Linked DNA regions of Homo sapiens: regions 1 and 3 are each linked to region 2. Evidence: chromatin loops called from intact Hi-C (ENCODE). Cell type or tissue: CD14-positive monocyte. All regions are shown on one strand. Region 1 has its middle 59 kb from the start of MED13L. Region 2 has its middle 22 kb from the start of MIR4472-2. Region 3 overlaps MED13L (mediator complex subunit 13L).

The links. Peaks named below come from ENCODE experiments on the same cell type or tissue, not always from the same donor. Only the 100,000 strongest peaks of a DNase experiment are listed, where the experiment ranks them.
Region 1: a loop joins it to region 2, with 2.1 times the contacts of the local background. A loop is called at or near these places in 4 of 110 quality-filtered maps.
Region 3: a loop joins it to region 2, with 2.2 times the contacts of the local background. A loop is called at or near these places in 11 of 110 quality-filtered maps.

Annotation. Positions count from the first base shown.
Region 1 is chr12:116,335,281-116,337,780 of GRCh38, reverse strand. No RefSeq gene overlaps it. Among named protein-coding and RNA genes, the nearest start is that of MED13L, 59 kb to the right of the region's middle. RefSeq lists an enhancer at 560-609. In CD14-positive monocyte, a CTCF peak has its summit at 1,045; DNase peaks (open chromatin) are centred at 900 and 1,570; H3K27ac peaks cover 1,645 bases.
Region 2 is chr12:116,405,385-116,407,884 of GRCh38, reverse strand. No RefSeq gene overlaps it. Among named protein-coding and RNA genes, the nearest start is that of MIR4472-2, 22 kb to the left of the region's middle. In CD14-positive monocyte, no CTCF peak of the experiment used is centred here; DNase peaks (open chromatin) are centred at 1,114 and 1,764; H3K27ac peaks cover 2,500 bases.
Region 3 is chr12:116,273,435-116,275,934 of GRCh38, reverse strand. All of the region lies in intron 1 of MED13L (mediator complex subunit 13L), which reads left to right. Among named protein-coding and RNA genes, the nearest start is that of MED13L, 3.0 kb to the left of the region's middle. In CD14-positive monocyte, CTCF peaks have their summits at 1,279 and 1,533; no DNase peak of the experiment used is centred here; H3K4me3 peaks cover 2,500 bases; H3K27ac peaks cover 1,104 bases.

The DNA.
Region 1 (2,500 bases), 70 kb after region 2:
ACCACACTTCTTAATTCAGGTGGTTCAGGTAGGCAGTGTCAATCCATATGGAGTGAACCTGTTTCCCATTTCTTCGGGAACCTGCCTTCCCCTTGCTAGAATTACATTTTAGAATTGCAATTAGAATTCCCCCAGCTAGAATTAACATTCTAGGCAGGCTCCCAAAGGAATGGGGATGCTGCTACCAGAAGGGGGAGGCACCCTGGACGGAGAAAGAAGAGAGAGGTCGGCTATCATCAAATCCTTCCGCTCATTCATTCAACAACAAATACGTATTGAACATCAACAGTGGGCCAAGCCTGTGCTTGACATAGAGTCACGAACTCTTAGACTACGGAATCTGCCCTTCAATTTCCCCCTTTCCACTACTGGATTCAGCTACCCCCTGCTTGCCTTCGATTGTTTCAGTTCTTCAAGTTTAAATTTCTGAAAGAGGCCGGATGTGGTGGCTCATGCCTGTAATCCCAGCACTTTGAGAGGCTGAGGCTAAGGCAGGCAGATCACTTGAGGCCAGGAGTTCAAGACCAGCCTGGGTAACATGTTGAAACTCCGTCTCTACAAAAAAAAATACAAAAATTAGCCAGGCGTGGTGGTGCATGCCTGTGGTTCCAGCTACTCGAGAGGCTAAGGTGGGAAGGTCAATTGGGCCCAGGAGGTTGAGGCTTCCGTGAGCCATGACCGTGCCACTGCACTCCAGCCTGGGTGAGACAGCGAGACTCTGTCTCAAAAGTAAATGAATTAATAAATAAATTTCTCAGAGAGGTCTGATTCTCTTGTGTTTTGAGTCTGACTACACGGTAGGTCATGAGCCCAGTCCAATTAGACAGAAAACAGCTGACCGTGGCTCCTCTAAGCAGAGCACCGCAGGCAGGGGAGTTCCCATACAAAGGGAAGTTGGGTGTGACGGACTCCATGTCAACATAACCACCTACAGTCAGAGGGGTCATTGCAGCAGATCAGCCACGTCATCATCCTTTACTGAAGCCATCACATCACTCCCACTAGCAACAGATTCATACCCAGAGTTATCTTTTTTTTGTTTGTTTGAGACGGAGTCTCCCTCTGTTGCCCAGGCTGGAGTATAGTGGTGTGATCTCGGCTCACTGCAAGCACCACCTCCCGGGTCCACGCCATTCTCCTACCTCAGCCTCCCGAGTAGCTGGGACTACAGGTGCCTGCCTCCACGCCTGGCTAATTTTTTTTGTATTTTTAGTAGAGACAGGGTTTCAGTATGTTAGCCAGGATGGTCTCAATCTCCTGACCTTGAGATCCGCCCACCTTGACCTCCCAAAGTGCTGGGATTACAGGCGTGAGCCACCGCGCCTGGCCCATACCCAGAGTTATCTTGATGGTGCTGACTATAATCCTATACTCAGGACATTGGTTCAGTCACAAAGGTTGGGGAAAAATGATTATAAATTCTCCTAATGCAGACAGTGATGATGGTTGGGATGCAAATTATCACTGAGCAATTTTTTTTTTTACCACTGCATTTGCATTAAACCATTTGAATACTACTGAATGATTTATATGTTGAAAGGGACTCTATTCCCCATTGCAGGAGATGAGAGGCACAATTAGCTCATGATTAGTCATCTCTGAAGAAGAGGCATAACGGGTCCGAGTGGGAAAGTAGAAATTCATAGTTTCACCAGGCACGGTGGTGCATGCCTGGAGTCCCAGCTACTCGGGAGGCTGAGAAGAGAGGATCTCCTGAGATGGGAGTTCAAAGCCAACTTGGGCAATATAGCGAGACCCTGTCTCAAGAAAGAGAATGGAAGGAAGAAAGGAAGGAAGAAAGGGAGGGAAGGAGGCAAGTTATCTTAGGATTGCACATTGGGTCTGCCTTTCTAAAGAACAATTTGGCAATAGCTATTAAATACTAAATATACAAAATCTTTTTGATCCAGTAATTCTAGGAATTTGTGGTAAGAACATAATCAGAGTTGTATTGGAAAATATTTCTCCAAGGTGGTTCACTGCAGCATTAATATAATACTAAGCCAGGCGTGGTGGCTCACGCCTGTAATCCCAGCACTTTGGGAGGCCAAGAAGGGTGGATCACGAGATCAGGAGTTCGAGACCAGCCTGACCAAAATGGTGAAACCCCGTCTCTACTAAAAATACAAAAATTAGCCGGGCATGGTGGCGTGCGCCTGTAATCCCAGCTACTCAGGAGACTGAGGCAGGAGAGTCACTTGAACCCAGGAGGCAGAGGTTACAGTGAGCCGAGATCACATCACTGTACTCCAGCCTGAGCAACAGAGCGAGACTCCATCTAAAAAAAAATACATATATATGTGTATATATATATTGTATATGTGTGTGTGTATATATATAGTATATATGTGTATATATGTATGTATATATATTACTAAAAAAATTTGGCCAGGCTCAGTGGCTCACACCTGAGCCCATCACTTTGGGAGGCTGAAACAGGTGGATCACTTGAGGTCAAGAGTTGGAAACCAGCCTGGCCAACATGGTGAAACCCTGTCTC
Region 2 (2,500 bases):
CAGAAGTTCAAGACCAGCCTAGGTAAACTTGTGAGACCCCATCTCTACAAAAATTTTAAAAATTAGCCAAGTGTGAGACTACATACCTGTAGTCTCAGCTACATGAGAGGCTGAGGTAGGGAGACTGCTTGAGCCCAGGAGCTTGAGGCTGCAGTGAGCCATGATGGCGCCATTGCATGTCAGCCTGGGCGACAGAGTGAGACACCATTTCAAAAAAAAAGAAGAAAGAAAGAAAAAGAAAAGAATGTACACAAAGACTTAACCACAAGGCTCTTCCTCTTGACCTCTTTCACAGTAAAAAACAGAAAATCCCTAACCATACAACAAAGTAATAAAGGCTGTGATTGATATTCCCATTTCACTGATGGGAAGATGGTGCAAGAGATGTTAAGCAGCCTAGGAGTGGAACTCAGGTGGTCTGGCATCAGAGTCTGAAGCTCGGCACTATATGCTTTTGGCTTCTAGAAAAGCCTGAAAGGCTGAAAGTAACAGTGGTGCTCTCTCGGTAGTTGGACTATGGGTAGTTTGTATTTTATTGTGTTTAGAGACAGGGTCTTGCTCTATTGCCCAGGCTGGAGTGTGGTGGCATAATCATAGCTCACTGCAGCCTTGACCTACCAGGTTCAAGTGATCCTCCAGGCTCAGCCTCTCAAGTAGCTAGGACCATAGGTGTGCACCACCATGCCCAGCTAATTTTTTTGTGTTTTGTAGAGCTGAGGTCTCCCTATATTGCCCAATCTGGTCTCAAACATCTGGGCTCAAGCAATCCTCCCGCTTCGGCCTCCCAAAATCCTGGGATCACAGGTGTGAACCATCACGCCCAGCTGGTAGTTTTTATTTGTTTCCTTTTGGCCTATGCATACTCTGAATTTTCTACTGAGATCATCCATTGTTAGTATACTTTGCCTAAAAAGAAAAAGAAATACTATGTATTTAAATCAGTCAGTCAACCAACAACCAACCAATCCATCAGCTGCGCTATTTTTGCATGTCTTCTGTTGTAAATGAGCCACCTCCAGTCACAGCCAAAGTCACTGTTCCCAGTCATTGCAGCCAGAGGGGCCTTGCCCTGTGGTGTCAGCCAGGGCGTGCATCTCAGTCTGCCTCTGCTGACAGCTCCATGTAGGGCTTGTGAAATCAAGGCAGATTGCATAAGAGCGTCCCCTGGGGCCCTGGAGCTGTTTGTCACCCCTGAGTTATTTTTATTGGTTGTAAACTGAGCTCTCCTTTTTGGAAGCTTCCTGGGACTGTAGAGTATCCCAGCCTCTGCAGAGAGAGGACAATGTTGGCCAGGGCTGAGAGGGCCTTGGCCTGGAACTTTGCAGGGGCCTTTTTGCCCAGGGTCAGAAAAGGAGGGCCTGTCGCAGTGCCTCACGCCTGTAAACCCAACACTCTGGGAGGCTGAGTGGATCACCTGAGGTCGGGAGTTCAAGACCAACCTGGCCAACATGGTGAAACCTTGTCTCTACTGAAAATACAAAAATTAGCTAGGGGTGGTGGCGGGCACCTGTAATCCCAGCTACTCAGGAGGTTGAGGCAGGAGAAACGCTTGAACCTGGAAGGCAGAGGTTGCAGTGAGCTGAGATCGCACCACTGCACTCCAGCCTGGGCGACAGAGCAAGACCCTGTCTCAAAATACAAAAATAAAAATTAAAAAAAAAAAAGAAAGAAAAAAGAAAAGGGAGTCAAAAAGAGTTCAACCCCTGGCCTTGCATCCTGGGTGTTTACCCCACTTGCCTGGTGGAGAACATGATGATGCTGATGATGATGATACAAATAACACAGCCAATCTCACTTTGCACATTCATGTGGACTGTAAGAATGACCGTGCAAACTGAAAGTGTACAAAAAGATCTCAATCACCAACAGGATAAAATAAGATTATTCTGTGACCTTTAACAATCTTCTGTCAAAACACTAAAACTCTCTTACTGTTGGCTATAAATGTTTAAGGAAATGAAAAACTAGGTAAAACTAACATCTCTTTCTTATACTTCAATTTAGAACATTAGAAACATTGAAAATATAACTGTAGGCTGGGAGCAGTGGCTCACGCCTGTAATCCCAACACTTTGGGAGGCCAAGGAGGGAGGATCACTTGAGCTCAGGAGTTTGAGACCAGCCTGGGCAGCATAGTGAAACCCTGTCTCTATAAAAACTAGCCAGGCATGGTGGTGCATGCCTGTAGTCCCAGCTACCAAGGAGGCTGAAGTGGGAGGACCACTTGAGCCCAGGAGGTTGAGGCTGCAGTCAGCTGTGATTGTGCCACTATACTCCAGCATAGGCGACAGGAGTGAGACCCTAAGAAAAAATATGTGTGTGTGTGTGTGTTGTATTTCTTTGTGTAAAAACTATCAAGAATAGCCTGAACCATGCTTGCCAGCTTCTTGTTTAACTAATGATACAGAGGGAGCATCTTGTTCTATGCCTTGGCGAATTGTCATATTTCTTTCTAAGATTGGATCAGTTTCCAAAATTGTATCCTTTGAACTTTCAGTGT
Region 3 (2,500 bases), 130 kb after region 2:
TACTGTATGTATAGCTATGTGCCCAGGAGAGTACGAATTTGTTTAAATATTGAGCAAAGATTTGTAAACAGATGTAAGGCAATTACGTTTCAAGCGTAGAATATAATTGGAAAATTGGCTGAACGGTTTATTTAATTTAGCCTTAAAAACACCCAACTTGTTTTAAGTTGTGTACCCTGTTTTTTTTGGGGGGGAGGTGAGTCCCTTTTGGAGAGCATGCATTTTGGAAATTATTTTCTGTAACCCCCGCTGTAGATAGAAGCATTATTTCCCTCTTAATCCTTGTTTACACTGGATAAATAATTTAGTGTTCAAATTGTAATTAGTTACATTTAATTATGGGTGGCATAGATGCCTTTTTGCTATGAGACTAATGGAGAAATGCAAATTCTCGCCAACTTTTCAAATGAAAGTGTTACTTTATTAAATGTGTTACAATGCAGACCAAAAAATCAACACGTGATTTTTACCTACAAAGACATAGTATCATTGCTCCCACTCTAGTAAAATCAGGTAAATTTTTTTAAATGAAATATTTTAATCCAGATATTTAATCTTAAAATTCATTTATAAGTTGGAATTCTTTCTCTTAGTATTGTGATAATTTTCCCTTGATTTTTTGGTATGTGGGAGTAAAACCCCCTTTTGCCTCAACTTTTTCCCTCCTCAGTCTTATCATTTAGTATCAGTCAGGTTCAGGGACTTCCATAGATTAGCAAACATATTGATCAAGGGGTATTTAAAATGGTTTTTGTGTGGTTACTGGTGACCACATTGACACTTACAGGTAATTAAAATAACCAAGTAGAGCGATCTCCCAAATTATCATATATTATGCTGACTGGTAATGGCTGTGTATATACGGATTCTGTAGACAAATGAAAGTATATGTATAGCCAGTCTTTAGGGTATATCATTTCTTTTATCTTTTTTTTTTTTTTTTAAAGCTTAAGTAAGGATGATAACGTTACAGAGATAAAATGCTTGAGATTCTTTTGGAGAAGCAATTTTGTAGGAGAGGATTCTGTACTTTGATTTTGAATGACTAAAGGTTTGTGTTTGAGATATTTCTCCCCTAAACCTCTTTAAACCAAGGGATTGATTTTTGAATATGCTTTTTTAAAAAGAATTATTTTTTAAGTAGCAACTTTGAACTAGAGAACCATAGAAATGCTTAGTTGATTTTTTTTTTTAAAGGAACGTAGAATGTCTTCATTCTCTTGTACGTGGAGTGTGGATAAGGTGCTATTGAAGAAATGTAAATTAATTAAACTGCTGACTTGTACATTTTTCTGATTCCAAATTGAGATTTTTTTTTTTTGAAAATGCTATACAGCAGTAGCAACCTGGAATATTAAAAATATGTTGCCCAAAGTACATTGTATATCATAGTTATTTCTGAAGGAGATGTAATCACTTGTTCAAAATCATGTTTTTTTATAAGAACGCTTTATGGTTTAATAATAGCATGCATTTTTTTCTTTTGGCCTGCAGGGTTTTTTTTTTTTTTGTTTTGTTTTTTTTTGCAGAGAAAAGTATTTATAAAGAATTTACCTAGATACTCTCATTAGTTAGATTGAAATAAGAGATTAAGTTCTGTACCGTGGTAATACCCACCCAGTTTCCATTACCTTGAGGTGTTCATTATGGCTTACCAAAAGTTGATTGTGCAATCAATCAGACACTTTAAGATTTCTGCTAGTCTTTTACTTATTTTCTGATTTTTTACTGCACGGAATCAAATTTCTTAAATTAATTTTTCAGCATCCATTCCCTTTTCCTAACGTGTGAAAAATGCCATTGTGTATATATGATATGGGTCATTGTATAAGTTTCTTATTCTAACTGCTGTGAGATTTGTAGCTGCTGCATTAAGTGCATGCCTGCCTGTGCCTTTCTGACTCAAAACTATTTTCTTATGCTGTCCATCACATTTCTGGGTGACTTTTTATATATTCACTCAGTTAATCATTCAGTTAAAAGTGTGTTAAATCTGCCTTTTTGAAAAGTGTAACAGTGCACCCTATGGTATGTGAACTCATTCTTGTGAGAAGACATAATTTCTGGATGTTAAGTAGACATTTATTTTTCTCTATTGAGTTAATATGGAGAAAGTGATTTTGTGCCCTTTAACTAGATTTAAATATGTGCTCTTTGATATGAGGGAGTGATCTCTAGTTCTTAGATATGTATGCTCCACTTTCATGTTTTATTTGCTTAGAATCTTCCTGACTATGGATAATTGGGTGATAATCTCAAATTCTTGCTGAATTGAGACACTAGTACACCCATTAGTACATAATTCCTATTGAAGACCATTAGTTCTATATTTGAAGCTTTTAAGGTAATCTATTGTTGACCTACTTTCTTTTTGTCTTAAGGGATTTTTTTGCAGAATGGGAAGGTAGTTGTAAATGTAGAAAGTCTGAATTTTTTTTTTTTTTGCGCTAGAACAAAATAGGGTGGACTATAAAATGGAAATTAGGAAAAGGGAATGATT